2 separate regions of the Homo sapiens genome follow, and region 1 is linked to region 2. Evidence: read pairs that join two places in POLR2A ChIA-PET (ENCODE). Cell type or tissue: K562. All regions are shown on one strand. Links, peaks and the distances in the headings refer to the core of each region. The heading gives the core; the rest is flanking DNA.

Evidence for each region. Peaks named below come from ENCODE experiments on the same cell type or tissue, not always from the same donor. Only the 100,000 strongest peaks of a DNase experiment are listed, where the experiment ranks them.
Region 1: POLR2A ChIA-PET joins it to region 2 with 5 read pairs; 2 of 35 experiments call an interaction of 5 or more read pairs at or near these places.

What each region holds. Positions count from the first base shown.
Region 1 is chr16:67,238,700-67,243,084 of GRCh38, reverse strand. FHOD1 (formin homology 2 domain containing 1) reads left to right here. Exons shown (of 22, transcript NM_013241.3): 2 at 3,631-3,737; 3 at 4,118-4,182. Among named protein-coding and RNA genes, the nearest start is that of FHOD1, 6.6 kb to the left of the region's middle. RefSeq lists enhancers at 144-816, 817-1,490. In K562, for the core only: no CTCF peak of the experiment used is centred there; a DNase peak (open chromatin) is centred at 1,724.
Region 2 is chr16:67,630,415-67,634,799 of GRCh38, reverse strand. The region is part of intron 10 of CTCF (CCCTC-binding factor); the gene reads right to left. Among named protein-coding and RNA genes, the nearest start is that of CARMIL2, 13 kb to the left of the region's middle. In K562, for the core only: no CTCF peak of the experiment used is centred there; no DNase peak of the experiment used is centred there.

The sequences.
Region 1 (4,385 bases), core at 139-4,138, 390 kb after region 2:
TACACTGTTATTAAAAATATTGGGTAAGACAGTCTAAAGAAACAAGCGGGAAAAATGTATATTTATAAAATATATAATAGATATATGTAATAGATGTCTAGATATATATAATAGATACATAGCTATATATATAAATTATCAATATCTATAGACATCTATATATTATAGATCTATATCTATATATTATACATAGGTAGATAGATAGCTAGAAAGAGAGAGAGAAGTAGATGCCATGGTCCCCTGGGCTTGACCCTGCATATAAAACCATACATAACCAGTTGGTTTTGGGCTGCCAGAAAAGCCTGAGCCTGGAAAGTCAAGAGTATAGTGGGCTGGAGGCCAATGTGAGAAGCTGAGCCTGGGAAGAATGGGGGAAAGACTCCACCCCAAGACAGAGACCAGAGAAGTGAGGAAGACAAGAGCCAAGAAGGTGTCAGGGAAGTGGGCCCATACTACGTGCTGAGCTTAAGCCCCGTCAGCAAGGACCAGGGTTTGGGCTTATTCAGGCCTGGCCCAGCCCCAGGGTGTGAGAAACAAGGCCCAGAGGTTTGGCTCTCAGAAGGGTGACCCCAGGAAGGGGCCGGGGTGTGAGGGACATGTGCCATCCTGCTAGCAGGAAGTCTCCTGCTCTTTGCTGCTTGCCTGACTCTAGCCTACCACCCCACACTTCCACCCAGGACAGACAGCTGGGGGTGGGGAGACACTGTCCTGGAAGGCACTGGACTACCTGTTTCCCTGGACCTCCTCCCCAGAAATGGGGCCCTGGCAGGATTGGACAGGTGAAGTGGCTGAGGAGGCTAGAGAATGTGGACCATTGGCCGGGCACAGTGGCTCACACCTACAATCCCAGCACTTTGAGAGGCAGAGGCAAGTGGATCACTTGAGGTCAGGAGTTCAAGACCAGCCTGGATGACATGCTGAAACCCTGTCTCTACTAAAAATACAAAAATTAGCCAGGCATGGTGATGCACGCCTGTAACCTTAGCTACTCAGGAGGCTGAGGTAGGAGAATTGCTTGAACCCAGGAGGCAGAGGTTGCAGTGAGCCAAGACTGTGCCACTACACTCCAACTTGGGAGACAGAGCAAGACTCCATATCAAAAAAAAAAAGAAGGTGGACTATTTAACCTTCAGGACCCTTCCCCAAATGGATGCAGGTGTCCTGGAAGGAGAGGGACATTCTCTGCTCTCTTGGGATTACAGCATGCAAGGAGGCAGGACAGCGTGGTGGGCCTGACCTTTCTGGGTCTGTGCTGCTTCAGCCTGTGTTGGCCAGTGCATACCCAACCTTATACCTGGGTGTGTAAGCAGTTACCAGGTGTAACATGTTTTCCCTTCCCGTTTATCTTTATAGCACTCTGCCCCTCCCCTTTCTTAGCACTGTGAAAGTTGTGATTCCACATTCATTTGTGAGCTTTTTCTGACTCGTCTGTCTGTCTTCCCGTCTGCCCCACTGGGCTGGAAGGAAGGGAAGGCAGAGGCAGTGTCTAATTCCTCCTAGGTCCTCTGCATCTGAAACCAGCCTGGTCATGAATGTTCAAAGAATGAGCTGTTCTATATGTGTGTGATTCGAGGGGATCCCTGACGGGGGTGGCTCTGGGGTAGGTGTGTTCTTCTAGGGTCCCAGAATCTTCCAGGCCAAGGGAGGGAGATGCGGCTGTGCCTGAATGGGGGTGGGGTGGTAGGCTGCTGAGTCACTGTGTGGGAAGAGATCAGGAGGAATGTGGGTTGCCCTCAGCTGAGCTGGCCCTGGACAAGATACCCCAGCCCTCAGGCCTTGCTGCCCCTTCTCAGGCCTGTTCCCAGTAGGCCCTGGAGAAGATGACTCTGCTCCCAGGGAGGGGAAAGTGGCCAGGCCTGCCCAAGGCACCCTGGGGAGGGCAGGCAGCCAGGCAGGAAGTGGGACAGAGAACAGGCTGGAGTGTTTGTCCTATGTCCCAGGTCCCAGGCGGGGGTGGGCGGGGGGGGGGGTCATCCAAGGGCCCCACAGGCTAAACTGTGGGGAAGGAGCCAGGTCAGGCTCTGAGGCAGGCGCAAGGGTTGCTAAACAGAGGTAGGGGTTGAGGCAGGAGCTGGACTCCCTTTTTCTCCAGGGGACCAAGGCCAGTTGGAAGCCCTTGGGCAGGGTCCAGAAGAGGGCAGGGCTGACCAAACAGCAGGACAAATGTTGGAATTGACATGCCCAGTAAGATGGAGACCAGAAGACACCCTGCCTCTCCAGAGGTGGGCTCTCCCTGGGCCAAGGCATCTCAAGGGCCAGAGCCACTTAAGTCAAGGAGACTTTGCTGAACCTGCATATCTGCACTGTGCAATGGAGGGAGGTGTCTGGGAGAGGTAGAGTGCCACCCTCCGACTCACAGGAGTCACCTCCCTCAGGCTTCTCTACAGGCACTTCTCAAGGGGCTAAGTGCCATGCCTTGTGGCGGGGGAGGAGAGCCCGGGGAGGGAAACATGGACACGTGGATGGAGCATGTGCCTGCTTGTTACAAAGGCAGGCTTTGGGGTCCTACTGTAGACTGAGTCAGACTCTTAAGTGTTTTGTTTTGTTTTGTTTTTTGAGACAGAGTCTCACTCTGTCTCCCAGGCTAGAGTGCAATGACATGATCTCGGCTCACTGCAATGTCTGCCTCCTGGATTCAAGCAATTCTCCTGCCTCAGCCTCCCCAGCAGTAGCTGGGATTACAGGCACCCGCCATCATGCCTGGCTAATTTTTGCATTTTTGTAGAGACGGGGTTTCACCACGTTGGCCAGGCTGGTCTAGAACTCCTGACCTTAGGCGATCCACCCTCCTCAGCCTCCCAAAGTGCTGAGATTACAGGCGTGAGCCACCACGCCTGGCCTAAAGTTAGTTTTTTAATAGGCCCCTTGGGTGTCTCTGAGGTCCAGCTAGGACCATTGTAACTGTAGCCCACTTTGGGAGAGGCCAAAGACCCTGAAATCTGGTGGGACTGGGAAGTCTATGGATCAGACCCTGTCTTCACCCTCTTACTCACTGAGACACACACACACACAGACACACTCTCCCGGGTGGGTTTGCACCTCCCAGCCATCTTAACACTTTCTTTCTGGGGCTTAATGCTTTGTGACTATAGCTTATCACCCCACAGGGCTGTGAGCTTCCTCGAAGGCAGGAACTTCCTCCCATCTTCTCTCCATTCCCCTTCCTCATCTGTGTTTATTAGCTCAACAAGTCCTAGTGAGTGCTTACTGTGTGTCAGGTGCTATGCCAGGCTCTATAGATACAGCAGGGAGCAAGACAGACGGAGTGCCTGAACGCAGAGAACGCAGCTAGAGGAGACCAGTGGCTCGGATATTAGAATGCTGTGTGGAAGGTCTCGAAAGGGAGCATACACACAGGGTGGAGTGGGTTGCATAGCAACCTAAAGAATAGGTAGGTATCAGCCAGGAGAGGAGATGGTACAAACAAAGGCCAAGAAAGCCTGGTGCCTGACACAGATGGGCTTTGCACATAGTAGGTGCTTGAGAAGCAACTGCTGAAGGAATGCACAGCTGTAGTGCAGACCCTGTGTCTCTCTGCCACCCTTCAAGTGGTAGGTAAGAGGTCAGGGGTCTTCATACATTCGCCTGCCACCTCTTCCTCAGTCTCACAGCTGTTCCCTTTGCCCCCAGTTGGAGGATTGTGCTCTGCAAGTGTCTCCCTCCGGATACTACCTGGACACCGAGCTGTCCCTGGAAGAGCAGCGGGAGATGCTGGAGGGCTTCTATGAAGAGATCAGGTCAGAACTGATGGGGCCAGGGAGGCAAGGTTACCCCCACCCTTGCCAGGGGCTAGCTCAAATGTCAGCAGCTGAGACACTCGATCACTAGCCTGAGCCATGGGTCACCTCCTGCCCCAGGGAAGTGTGCCAGGGGAATTCTAAAGCCTGGCCAGTGTTACCTGCTGCCCAAGGTGGGAGTTAGGGGCTCTCCCACATACCTGAGATACATGTGTTTGCACCAACCCTCTTGTCCGACCAACCCTTGGGTTCTTGGAGGAGCAGCTGGGAGGAACAAGCTGGGCTGGGGCTGGCATGGGGAGGTCTTTGGCTCCCTTGGCTTGTGGGGAGGAATGCTGAGGGATAGGCTGGGAGCTGCTAACAGAGATCCTTGATTCCAGCAAAGGGCGGAAGCCCACGCTGATCCTTCGGACCCAGCTCTCTGTGAGGGTCAACGCTATCTTGGGTGAGTGTGTGAGAGCATCCATGTCCAGCAGCACCTCCTCCCCATAGCCCAGTTGGCTCACCTTCAGGCCTGTGCTGAACAGTGAGCAAAGTAGGTTTAGCTGTATGTGCTCCTTCCTCTCCCTATCCTGACCTCTTCTTCCAGGGCCATGGTGGGAGTGGAGGGGGATTCAAGAATGTTAGAATAGACCAGGCGTGGTAGCT
Region 2 (4,385 bases), core at 277-4,276:
CCCGAGAGGTGGAGGTTGCAGTGAGCTGAGATCACGCCATTGCACTCCAGCCTGGGCAACAGAGTGAGATTCCGTCTCAAGGAAAAAAAATAAGAAAAAAAAAAAAAGGAAGAAATTAGCAGGACACGGTGGTGTGTGTCTGTAGTCCCAGCTACTCAAGAGACGGAGGCAAGAGGCCTGCTTAAGCCAGGGAGGTAGAGGCTGCAGCGTGCTGTGATTTCACCACTGTATTCAGCCTGGGTGATACAGTGAGATCCTGTGTAAAAAAAAAAAAAAAAAAAAAGCCCATTTAGGCTGGGCATGGTGGCTCACGCCTGTAATCCCAGCACTTTAGGAGGCCGAGGTGGGTGGATCACCTGAAGTCAGGACTTTGAGACCAGCCAGGCCAACATGGTGAAACCCCATCTCTACTAAAAATACAAAAATTAGCCAGCTGTGATGGCGGGCACCTGTAATCCTAGCTACTTAGGAGGCTGAGGTATGAGAATCACTTGAACCTGGGAGGCGGAGGTTGCAGTGAGCTGAGATCACTCCACTACACTCCAGCCTGGGTGACAGAGTAAGACTTTGTCTGGGAAAAACAAACAAATAACAACAAAAATAAATAAAAACTAAAAACAAAACAAAAGCCCATTTAAAAATGCTTTTAGGGGAGCAGGGTGTGAGGTTCCAAAAAATAATAAATAAAAATGCTTTTGCTGGAATTTTTGCTATCAGGATTAATATAATAAACAGGTATTACAGCAGAATGAAGCAAATCGACTTGAATACTATTATTCACATTTTATGTGGGATTGGCTATTACTTTTTCCTTTTAGCTTTAGACCCTTTTTTGACTCAACACAATACCGAATTTCAAATTCTCATGATCCCCCTACCTACTATACCAGGATAAAGCAGGACACTAAGCCGGAAATGGACCCTTGGAGATGTGGTTCTGCTCATCTCTAAGTGGGCAGGAAGGGTAAGAGTGAGTGAGTGAGAGTGTGTGTGTGTGTGTGTGTGTGTGTGTGTGTGTCAGGGGACAAGACGGAAATTCTTTTTCTTTTTTTTTGAGGCGGGGTCTTGTTCTGTCACCCAGGCTGGAGTGCACTGGTGCGGTCATAGCTCACTGCAGCTTCTAACTCCTGACCTCCCAAAGTGTTAGGATTACAGGCTTCATCCATCACGCCTGGCCAGAAATTCTTACGCATTGTGAGGTCCTATTTACTAAGGTAAGTAGCAAGAGTTCTTTTGAAACTATTATTGATTCTCTTTTAAGGTCAAGTTTTTGGACTTAATTCCCAGCTGTACTAGACCCAATGTGTCATTTCCAACCCTCTTGCTCTCCTCCCTAATGCCACAATTGTCCATTCGTGGTAAAATAAGTGGTACATGAAAGTGAGGAAACTATTGTATAAAGAATACTGACGAGGAGCCAGGCAACAAGGCTGAGTCTCAGATCTCTTACTAGGTACGTGACCTGGGACATCTGACCAGCTGAGACTCAGTTTCCCTGAGTAATTTCTGTAACATTCTCACTCCATTTAATAGTGACACCTGGGGATCAACAGGACTCACGGAACTCATTTAATCCTGCTCCGTAACCTATAGTCTACCACAAACACAGCTTTTACTTATAGCAAACATCACAATTTAAAAATTCACCATTTTCCACTTAGGCTTCAGTACTTCATTGAATGAGGGTGTTACCCTCATTTTATAGAAAAAGTGAGAAACTAAGTGACTGCAATGCACAGCTAAGTCACAGCAGGTAGAATTCAAACCTCTGCCCTCAGTCTGGGGCTGTTCTGGCGCCCACATCTGCAGGCAGCCAAAGAGCTTTTGTTATCCCTCCCCCATGGCTGCGGCACAAAATGTACACTGCCTGCCTTCCTCTAGAAAGCACGGGTTATTAACATGCACTCTCTTTCTCTGGAACAAAATGTTTAAATTTAGAGATCTGTGGGTAAACTCCTGATCTTCCAGATAAAATGCCTTATTTCTCAAGTGACTGAAATCCTAAGTGAAAACGTGGGGAATATATAGATAGGTGGCAGTGTGTCAAGAACGAGAGATGCTTCCCTGCTGAACTTCTTCAAGCCCTCTATTGCCTAAGTTGGCCCAATGCCTAGAAAACTAAACAAGTTCAGTCAGAATTGGGGGAAAAGCACACAAAAGCAGGCTAACAGGATCAAAGGCTTATTGGCTTGGTGGTATTTCAGCAAAAAGCCTTGAAAACAGCAGTAGACCATCTGCTGGTCAATCTCTGTAGACAGCCGACAGGCAGAACTTCTGGGTCAGGACAAGTAAGACTGCATGGCCAACAGTGGCATGGAGCCCAGGCTGACGTCCCTTTTCTGGGGGAGATAAAGAGTCACTAGGTATAAGGCCTGGAACCAAATTCCATGCTCTACTAACCAGCAGCAGACAGAACACAGAACTGTAGAAATCTATCAGAAGCTATCAATAATCTCTTTTGACTAAAGATGCTTCTGGTTACATACAATTAGGGAAAGAAGCTGGTCTTCCTGGAGATGAACCACAGAAGTGAACAAGGCAGTATCAGGAGAAAGCAGGACATAGGACAGAGTCTGGCAGCAGGCGGCTTTGCAACTAAGAACAACTATAGGGATCCCCAAGGTTAAGATTATCTGATCACTGGTAATATCTGGGAGTCTCCTAACATTTCTGAAAACCCCCAACAGTTCAGTGCAATAATTTTTTTCCCTTTTTTTTTTTTTTTGGAGACAGGGTCTCGCTCTGTTACCCAGGCTGGAGTGCAGTGACACTATCTCAGTTCACTGCAGCTCAACCTACTGGGCTCAAGCCATCCTCCCACCTCAGCCTCCCAGGTAGCTGGGACCGCAGGCGCAGGCCACAACCCCCTGCTGATTTTTGTATTTTTTTGTAGATAACAGGGTTTTGCCATGTTCCCCAGGCTGGTCTTGAACTCCTGAGCTAAGGTGATCTGCCTGCCTTGGCCTACCGAAGTGCTGGGATTACAGGCGTGAGCCACCATGACCAGCTGCAAATTGACATCTTAAAGGAGGCATACACTTAACACCCAGTGACTGAAGAAGATGCTACTTAAAACGGATACTCCATTTAAAAAAAGGAAAAAAAAAAGGGGGGGGGGGTGGGGGGGACCTTGTTACAGATCCAAACATAAACAGCTTAGTGCTTTCATGAGAAAGTTTTACAATAAAACCCATAAAGTAGCTGGGTGCAGTGGCTCATGCCTATAATCCCAGCACATTGGGAGGTCGAGGCAGGAGGATCACTTGAGCCCAGGAGTTACGAGACCAGCCTGAGCCACACAGTGGGACCCCATCTCTATTTAAAAACAAAAAAACAGCCGGGCACAGTGGCTCACATCTGTAATCCCAGCACTTTGGGAGGCCGAGGCGGATGGATCACCTGAGGTCAGGGGTTCTGGACCAGCCTGGCCAACATGGTGAAACCCTATCTCTACTAAAAATACAAAAACTAATAGGGTGTGGTGGGGCATGCCTGTAATCCCAGCTACCTGGGAAGCTGAGCAGGAAAATCGCTTGAACCCAGAAGGTGGAGGTTGCAGTGAGCAGAGATCGCACTACTGCACTCCAGCCTGGGCAACAAGAGGGAGACACTGTCTCAAAAAAAAAACAAAAAACAAAAAAAAAACAAACAAAGAACAAAAAAAGCCCAATAAAGTCACTAAAGTTCTCCAATATGTTCCTTCTTCAAAAATCTCAACCCCTCCCCACTATTTCTACTGACAACCAGTGCAAAACACAATATGAAGAATCCCTAGACTATCAGGCATCATCTATAATCTCTCCAGTTTAATGGTGCTTCTGGGAAGTCCATTTCCTAAAACCAAACTCTCTACCACCTTTTCCATCCATACCTTAAGTCTTTAGTTACAGAGGTGCCTTCCCACCTGGATGCCAGCAACCTAGATATCCACACTACAGAATCTAACACTCTGAACATGTTTGTGTAATTAAATGTGGCCTCCAAGTTACCAAGACTCTTGTTCCTCCACCCTCTTTGTGAGGCTTGGCACTTTTTGTTTTTTTTGGAGACAAGGTCTCACTTCGACCACCAGACTGGAAGGCAGTGGCGTGATCACAGCTCACTGCAGCCTCAATTTCCCGGGCTCAGGTGATTCTCCCACCTCAGCCTCTCGAGTAGCTGGGACTATCGGCATGTACCACCACACCTGGCTAATTTTTAAATTTTTTGTAGAGACAAGGTTTTGCCATGTTCCCCAGGCTGGTCTCGAACTCCTGACCTCAAGTGATCTGCCCATCTTTGTCTCCCAAAGTGCTGGGATTACAGGCATGAGCCACTGTGCCCGACCGAGGCTTGGCACTTCTAAGCACAACCTCCTGCCTGGGTTTCATGACTAGAGAGGCAAA